Linked DNA regions of Homo sapiens: region 1 is linked to region 2. The links are chromatin contacts, found by Hi-C or POLR2A ChIA-PET in ENCODE. All regions are on one chromosome and are shown on one strand. Each heading gives the region's core, a stretch centred on a gene start or an enhancer-like site at or near the end of the contact. The rest is flanking DNA. Distances are from core to core; before and after follow the strand shown.

What was found. A loop is a pair of places that touch in the nucleus more often than their neighbours do. ChIA-PET counts read pairs that join two places held with the same protein, here RNA polymerase II (POLR2A). Pooled maps may share reads with other maps.
Region 1: a pooled map shows a loop between it and region 2 (2.7-fold over the local background). The contact joins the promoter of SCAMP5 here to the promoter of EDC3 in region 2. A Hi-C loop is called at or near these places in 3 of 50 pooled maps. POLR2A ChIA-PET finds 5 or more read pairs at or near these places in 2 of 52 experiments (Caco-2 and H1).

Annotation. Positions count from the first base shown.
Region 1 is chr15:74,992,834-74,997,252 of GRCh38, forward strand. It overlaps SCAMP5 (secretory carrier membrane protein 5), which reads left to right and starts at 2,730. Exons shown (of 7, transcript NM_138967.4): 1 at 2,730-2,840.
Region 2 is chr15:74,694,563-74,698,713 of GRCh38, forward strand. It overlaps EDC3 (enhancer of mRNA decapping 3), which reads right to left and starts at 1,462. Exons shown (of 7, transcript NM_025083.5): 1 at 1,318-1,462. RefSeq lists an enhancer at 1,422-1,511.

The sequences.
Region 1 (4,419 bases), core at 1,480-3,979, 300 kb after region 2:
TCCCAGTTACTTGCTCCCTCTGCAATGGGATTAAATGTCCCCACCATTTGTCATGTGACTTATCTGGCATCCTGTATGGGTAGCATACCTCCCTGACCCCCATGAATTAATTTTGGGCTTACCCATGTGACTTGCTTTGAGTAATGGCATATGAGCAGATGTGACATTCTCCACATCTGCAAAGAAGCTTGAAATGTGTTACTGCATGGTTTGGCACAGGCTCTCTCACCCCTGCCCTCCACTACAACAAAGACATGTCTCCAGTGCCTGCCACGCAGTTTGAGCTAGCACCTTTAAATACTTTATTTATTTATTTTTTTGAGAGGAAGTCTTGGTCTGTCGCCTAGGCTGGAGTGCAGTGGCGTCATCTAGGCTCACTGCAACCTCCACCTCCTGGGTTCAAGGGATTCTTGTGCCTCAGCCTCCTGAGTAGCTGGGATTACAGGTGCACACCACCATGGCTGGCTATTTCTGTATTTTTAGCAGAGATGAAGTTTCACCATGTTGGCCAGGCTGGTCTCGAACTCCTGACCTCAAGTGATTCGCCTGCCTTGGCCTCCCAAAGTGCTGGGATTATAGGCGTGACCCACCGTGCCTGGCTTAAATACTTTATTTTTAATTTTTAAAAATTGTTTTATCCATCTATTTACAGATCATTAAATACTTACTGTGTACCAGGCAGTCCCATATGTTACATGTGTCTGCATGTATTAATTCATTTCATCCTTGCAGGAACCCTAAGACACGGGTCCCATTATCACCATCCTTATTTTACATATGTGGAAAACTAAGGTTCAGTGAGGATTAGTACCTTCTCAAATTCACACTGCAGGGAAGGGGCAAGGTCTGCCTTCTAGGTTGATATTCTTAACCACTGCTGTATGCTTCTTCTCATGGTAGGTAACCAGCAAATGCCTATTAAGTAAACGTTTGTTTAAGTGATCATTGTTCCCTTCCATTTACCTGAATAGGAAAGGTACAATCTACTGGGACAAAGGTGGGCTTCTGACTTTGGACCTGCTCACTCTTCCTACGTTAGTTGTTTATCAAATAGGAGACCCTTCTGATTCTTCTGAGTGGAGAAAAATTGTCCGTGGTCATCAGACGGGAACCCCAATATTTCCCTTGTAGGACCTACATGAACCACAAGATATCTCCTATAAATTCCATGTGGTTTCCAGACATCTTCCTTGTGGATCCCAGTGTGGACCTCAGATCTCTCTCCTAAAGGCCTATGTGAACCCCTATATCTTTCCTGAGGCCCACATGGACTCCCAACATTTTCCCTGTAGCAGCCACACTTGATAACTTCGACAGGTTCCCAGTTGTCATCTCATTGGCTGCTCTCCACAGCTCTGTAAATCAGCCTTGGCTTGCATTATAGCAGGGAGAGACAGCATGTGGGTCAACCAGGGACAGGACTGACACAGAACCCAGTTGTCCTGCCCCGAAGCCCAGGACCCTTCCTTCCTGGTTGGCCTGGTGGCAGGATGATGCTTCCTGCTCAGCCCTTCCCAGGCACCGAGGCTCTCTCCCTCCTTTTCCCCTCTGCCACACTAGTTCTTGTCTGCCTTTTTTCACTGCCACCCCCTTTTCATGCCAGCTGTGGGAGTGAGGCCCCACTCCTGGCAGGATGGAGCCAGACAATGGGCCCTTATTCTAGGCAAAGAATCCCTGCAGTGTCTCCCACCCACTGAGGCCCCCTTCCAGGCCTAGGATGGTGTGGGTGGGGGGTGGAGGGTGGGTGTATGGTGTAGGGGAAGGAGCAATTGGCTGGCAGGACAGACAGTGGCCCTGGCCCTGCCTGTAGAGATCCCACGGAGGTTTACTATGTAAACACCAATCACAATAAAATCCTGTCTTCACTCCCAGCCCATCTCTCCAAGTGGGTCTCTCTCAACCCTCCAAAGCTCTGGGTTTTTAAACATTTACCCTTGCCTCTACTCTCTCTTGGTATTCATCTCTGCATATCACTGTCTCTTTCATTCCTTTTTCTGAGTCTCTTTCTTTTTCTAAGCCTCTCCTCTCTCTCTCTCTCTCTCTCTGCTCCTTTGCGTAATTTGTCTCTATTTCTTGCCTCTTTCTTGCTTCATTATGCTCCCTTACCTATCTTATCTTTCCATGTCTTTTTTCTCTCCAGGCCTTGAGCTCTCATCTCAGTCTCTCTCTCCGTGTGTCTCTGTCTCTGTTTGCAGCTCTTCTTTCTCGTCCTCCTATGTCGTCTTTCCGTGGATCTGTGTCCTTGCCTCTCTGAATATCATCTCCGATCTTCCGTCCTCTGTTCTCTCTTTCCCCCTGCGCCTGCAGATCTGAAGGACCTTCCGCAGTCACCACACTCTCCTGCTTTCAGCTCTTTCTCACTCCTTTCTGGCACGTCCCAGAGGCTCCTGGCATAGGTATAGGAGGTTATTCTCCCCAGTTTACAGATATGGAAGCTGAGGCTCTGGCTGCTGGTGCCAGGCTCCCATCTCTGGGTCTCTTCCTTCCACCTACACGCCAGGCTCTTGTCCCTGAGGTGCCCGTCAACCACCTGATCCGGCCGGGGCCCGGGAACTAGCACCTCGGACAGCTCCTGGAAGATGCCGGGGCGGCCGGGTCGTCCTTCTCGCGAGCTCAGGAGGAGCAGCCTTAGGAGCAGAGCGGAAGTCTCGCGAGAGTGACTGCTGCAGGCAGTGGCGGCGCGGGCGCGCGCAGAGACGGCCTCGGGCGCGCGCGCGCGCGCGCGCGCTCCCCGCCCCCAGCCCCGGAGCGGCTCGCGGCCGGCTCCGCGCCGCATCGCTCGGGTGCAGCGCAGCTCAGCGCAGCGCTGCGGCCTTTCGGCAGCCGAACGGCCGCGGCAGGTGAGTCTGGGCATGAAGGCTGGGAGGAGAGCTTTGAAGGGAAGCTGGGCGCGGGGCGAGAGGTGTGGGGGTCGCTGGCTGCAGCTTTGTTCCTCCTACACTTCACCTTTGGATGCAGGAAGAAGGCCGAACTGCTGGAGAGGTGGGAGTGGAGGTGACCTTTACTGTTTGGGGCTGGGGGAGAGCGCTCAGGGCGCACCCAGGCCCCCCGAGCCCCCCAAGCCCCCCCATTCCCATCTGTGGCTCCCGCAGAGGGAACTGGGCCTTTGGGTGACGTCAGACCCTGGATCTGGAGCCTGAGCTTTGGGCCCTCCATCCCCCCCGCCAGCCCCACCTGGCGTTCCCTGGAAACCGGCCTTCTGGAGATGGCGTGCGCAGCCGGGGATGGGGGCGACTGGAAGGGGGTGCCCGTGGCTTCCTTTGGGCCTTTCCTTCCAACTAGCGCCTGCAGGTGGACCCGGGTTGACTTCCCTCACCTCCCTCGGGCGGCCGACCTTTGGATGGCGGACCTCAGCCGCCCCAGGGTTGCGAGGCGACGGGCGCGCTGGCCCAGGCCACCAGGCGGGCTCCATCAGGGCTTTGGGTGGTGAGTTGGGGGCGCCGGATTTGGCTCATTTCAACGCTGGCCGGAGGTCACGAGGATGGAGGTGAGGTGTTTGTGAACCGATCCTTGTCCTCCGCCTCGGGGAGCTCCTGGTCTGTGGGTTGGGGGAACCAAGTAGAGACTCGGACTGAGCATTCACTGTCACAGGCGGCTTAAACAAGTAATGTCCCAGCTTCCCGATGGGGAGATCAGTGAGGGCCTGGCAGACTTTCCCAGGGACACAGAGAGAAAGGGAGGCGACAGCTAGCGAATAGGAGACTTCCAGAGGTGATGGGATTTGGGTGGGAGGAGAGGCAAGAGAGGGCATTCCAGGAGAATGTATGGGCAAAGGCACAGGGATGAAAACGAGCACAGCTGTTGGGGGCTGAGCCTGGGAGCTCAGCCATGTGACTGCCCATGGGGTGGTGGAGTCTGGAGAAATTTGCAACCTGTCCCCTACATGTTCTGCCTCACGGAGCAGGGCTCTGAAAGAGGGAGATGGTTCTTGCAGGGGCATGATTGGCAGAGAGATTTTGTTTGGGGCTACACAGGTCTTGCTAACTTAGGTTTGTTCTGGGCTTGGTGAGCCTTAGGGCAAAGTCTCTAGAGCTGAGAGGGGGCTGTCTCTGGTGAATGGGCCCCTGAAAGAGGGTCTTAGGTTTAGCAAACCCCTTGGAGAGTTAGTGGGGTCCCAGGAGGGGAGTTCTAGAGAGAGACCTTGGGCTCTGTGGCTGTTTCTTTAACCGTTTCCTGAGTGGCCACCTCCAAGCAAGTTCCCCAAGTCACCTCCCCTCTCTGGGCATCTCTTTCTAGCACCTTTCTCTAGAGATGAAATAATAGGACTAAGTAGTGACCTCCCTTGAGGATGCTCCTTGTTCTAGTTTAGAGCATCCCCCCTTTCTTCTCCCTCTTCCTTTTCCTTTCCTCCCCTATCCCTCTGCCTCCCTGTCCCTATCCCCACCCCTTGCCCCCCACAGCATTTCCTTTACAGGCTGC
Region 2 (4,151 bases), core at 212-2,711:
CCCAAAGTGCTGGGATTACTGGCGTGAGCCACAGTGCCCGGCCTTAATATTTTTCAAACTATACGTCATGACCTATTAGGGGTCAGACTCAATTTAGTGAGTTGCAACCAATATTTTTTTAGAGTGCATCTTCTGTAGAAAGGGTAAGTAAACTTTTCATTGGTGTGTGTGTGTGTGTACACACTGAGTGTGCAGGGGCACAATAAGTCATGATGTATAATATATCTAACTGTGGGTCACAGGTAAAAAATTTTGAGACACTTTTCTAGCCCCACAGCCCTATGCCAAGGAGGCTCTACCAAGAAATTGGTAATAAACAAAATGTCATGTTTTTACATCATACAGAGAAACTAGCTAAGAGGATTTTGTGCTCAGTACACGTAATCTGCCATTCATTAAAAAAAAAAAAAAAGATTAGGATCCATCTGGGTGTCCAGTTGAAATACTAAACTGCTTGGAGACAGCCATTTCTGTTTTGGTGGGGTGAAGACCTGTATTTGAGACAGCAGACTGAAATCGGTTTGGTCTGTGGCGAAGGAAGAGAAGAAAAACCATTCTGGGTCGCGAGTTCCTCACCTGTAACCACAGGAGAAGACTGTTGGCTTGGTCAGTTGATTTTCAACTAATCTCCCAATTGAAGAGTTAGGCGAAGCAATTGCTATTGGGAGATTAACTGAAAATTAACTGACCAAGCCAACAAGGACTATGCCTCCCACAAACCAAAACACTTTAACCACTCAGCAAGTCAAGTATTGATACATACAATCAATATCACACAAAGTGTACTGAAAAGAACCACAGACTTGCATCAAAGGCAGAAATGAATCCAGGGATAACTTCCTGGGATTCGAAGATGTGACCTGGTAGGTATAAATTTCTCAGGCATCCTCTTTTTCTACCCTCCAGTTCATCTCCGTCCTCAAGCTATCAGTCATGGATGTGGCACTGGCGTTCTTCTCTGCCACCGTATCTCATTATGCAAAGGGAAACTGAGGCACGAAGAACAGAGTGAGTGAGCCAAAGAACTGCAGCAGCCACCAACAAGGCTGGACTAAGGGCCCAAGCAGCTAATGCCTCACTCCCCACACAATCCCCATACTATTTAGAATCCTGCAGTCCTCAGCCTTCCACCTCAAACCAAACTCCTGGGGCCGCCCGTAGTACGTGGTCCCCTGCTCATCCGATGAAGCCCCCAGCTCTTGCCTGCCTGCCTGCCTCTATAAAGGTCTACGAGGCCTGGAACTCTGAAGCCTAAAGCAACCCCGGCAGCCCCCTCCCACGACCGTCCACAAACCAGTAGCCTCCCTTCGCTCCCACCTCCGCGCCGACGGGCCTGGAGCTCCTCCGCACACCACACCAAGCCGACCACTCAACACCAGAGGACCCACAGAAGAATTCTCTCCACGCCCACCCCCACAGCATCGGCCTTCACCACCGCCGCCGCTGCCGGAAGCGCCCCCACGTCTCCACGCCACCACCGTGAGGTCACTTCCGGCGCGACACCTTGGAATCCAGGGCCGTCAATTGAGGGGCGTGGCACCCGGGAAATTTAAGAGGTTGGAAGAACGTCCCTTCGGCCTTACAGAATTGCGCTTGGGTAGTCATTTTGCCCTCCACGCTTACTTATGTCCTGTGGCGTCTTGGCTGGAATCGGGGCTCTACCCACGACTCCCCAGCCTCGATGCCTGGGCCCCCCTCTTGCAGGCTCGATGAAAAGCACCCGCTTCCCCTCCTGTTACCCCAGCGCCAATCGCAGAGCTGGAGCGGAGGACTTTCAGGGAGGCCTGGTGACGTGACAGCCCCTCCGTGCTAAACTGCAGCTGTGGGACTTAATAAGTGCGACAACCCCCTGATGGATTAAAGAAAACAAGATATTCCTGCCGTGGTCGATCTTCAAAGCGTATCAGCTTCAGCCCTTTTGGGGGTTAAAATCAGCCAGTCCGTGCTTGACTGCTCTCCCTTCCCCCATACTCAGTACACAGGAAAGTGCCGCTCTTCTACCCCTGGCATTTTAGAGTCTTGATTTGTGGGGAGACGGGAAAGCATGCGTTTAGGGCCAAGACCGTGTAATGAGGAATATTGCACAGCCTTGAAGCCTGACACCTGGTTTGGGAACCACTACTTGGGCGAATAGCATAGAGTAGGGTAGCAGTTCCAAACCTAGCTCTACAAAATCAGTTGAAGAACTTTGTAAAATCTACACTTTCTAGGGGACTGCTTCACCCTTCCCCCTCCATCACCAGAGATTCCCTAGGTCAGAAGGGGTCCTTGTCTTTTAAAATTACTGTTATTAATGAACACTTATAGAGCAGTTTTTGGTTCAGGGCAAAACTGAACAGAAAGTACAGAGTTCCCATATATCCCCTGTACACACAGGCACATACACAACTTGTCCCCTCATGGACATCTTGTGCTACAGTGGTACATTTGGTAACAATTGATTACCCAACTTTGACACATCATTATCACCCAGAGTCCATAGTTTACATTAGAGTTTACTCTCGGTGTTGCACATTCTGTGGGTTTTGACATATATGTAATGACATGTATCCACCATTATGGTATCATACACGATAGTTTCACTGCCCTGAAAATCCTCTGTCCTCTGCCTATTTATCCTTCTCAGTCCCCTAACCACTGGCAACCACTGCTCCTTTTACTGTCTCCATAGTTTTGCCTTTTCCAGAATCCCATATAGTTGGAATCATACAGTATGCAGCCTTTTCACATCGGATTCTTTCACTTATGCACTTAAAGTTCTTCCATGTCTTTTCATGGCTTGATAGCTCATTTCTTTTTTGTGCTGAATAATAATATTCCATCGTCTGGATGTGCTGCGGTTTATCCATTCACCTACTGAAAGACATCTTGGTGGCCTCCAAGTTTGGGTAATTATGAATAAAGCCGCTATACATCATGTGCAGATTTTTGTGTAGACATGAGTTTTCAATTCATCTGGGTAAATACCAAGGAGTGCAACTGCTGGATTGGATGGTATATTTAGTTTTGGGAGAAACTACCAAACTGCCTTTCAAAGTGGCTGCATCATTTTGCATTCCCACAGCAGTGAATGAGGGTTTCTGTTGCTCCACATCCTTGTCAGCGTTTTGTGGTGTCAGTATTTTGCCGTTCAAGTAAGTGTGTAGTAGTATCTTATTGTTTTAATATGCAATTCCCTAATGACATATGATATTGAACATCTTTTCATATACTTACTTGCCATGTGTATATCTTCTTTGATGAAGTGTTCATTCAGGTATTTTGCCCATTTTTACATTGTGTTATTTTCTTGTTGTGATTTAAGAGTTCTGGGTATATTGTAGATAACAGTCCTCTATCAGATACGTCTTTTATAATATTTTCTCCTAGTCTGTGGCTTGTCTTCTCATTCTTCTTTTGAAGAGCAGAAGTTTTAAATTTTAATGAAGTCCAGCTTATCAATTATATTTTTCACAGATTATGCTATTGGTATTGCCCTAAAGTCATTGCCATTCCCAAGATCAGTTAGGTTTTCTCCTGTGTTGTCTTCCAGGAGTTTTATAGTGTTCCATTTTACATTTAGGTCTACAATCCATTCTGAGTTAATTTTTATGAAGGGTGCAAGGTCTTTGCCTAGATAATTTTTTTTTTTTTTTTGAGACGGAGTCTCACTCTGTTGCCCAGGCTGGAGTGCAGTGGCACGATCTCAGCTCACTGCAATGTCTGCCTCCTGGGTTCAAGTGATTCTCCTGTCTCAGCCTCCCAAGTAGCTGGGATTACAGGCACCCGCCACCACACCTGGCTAGTTTTTGTATTTTTAGTAGAGGCAAGGTTTCACCATGTTGGCCAGGCTGGTCTCGAACTCCTGATCTCAATTGATCTGCCCACCTCGGCCTCTCAAAGTGCTGAGATTACAGGCGTGAGCCACCGTACCCGGCCTGATACATTTTTATGTGTGTGAAAATTCAGTTGTTCCAACATAATTTGTTGAAAAACCTATCTTTGCTCCATTATATTGCTTTAACTCCTCTGTCAAAGATCAGTTGACTACGTTTATGTGGGTCTACTTCTGGATTGTTTATTCTTTCACCAATACCACATTGTCATTATTACTGTAGTTTATAGTAAGTCTTGAAGTTGGGTAGTATCAGTCCTCCAACTTTGTTCTCCTT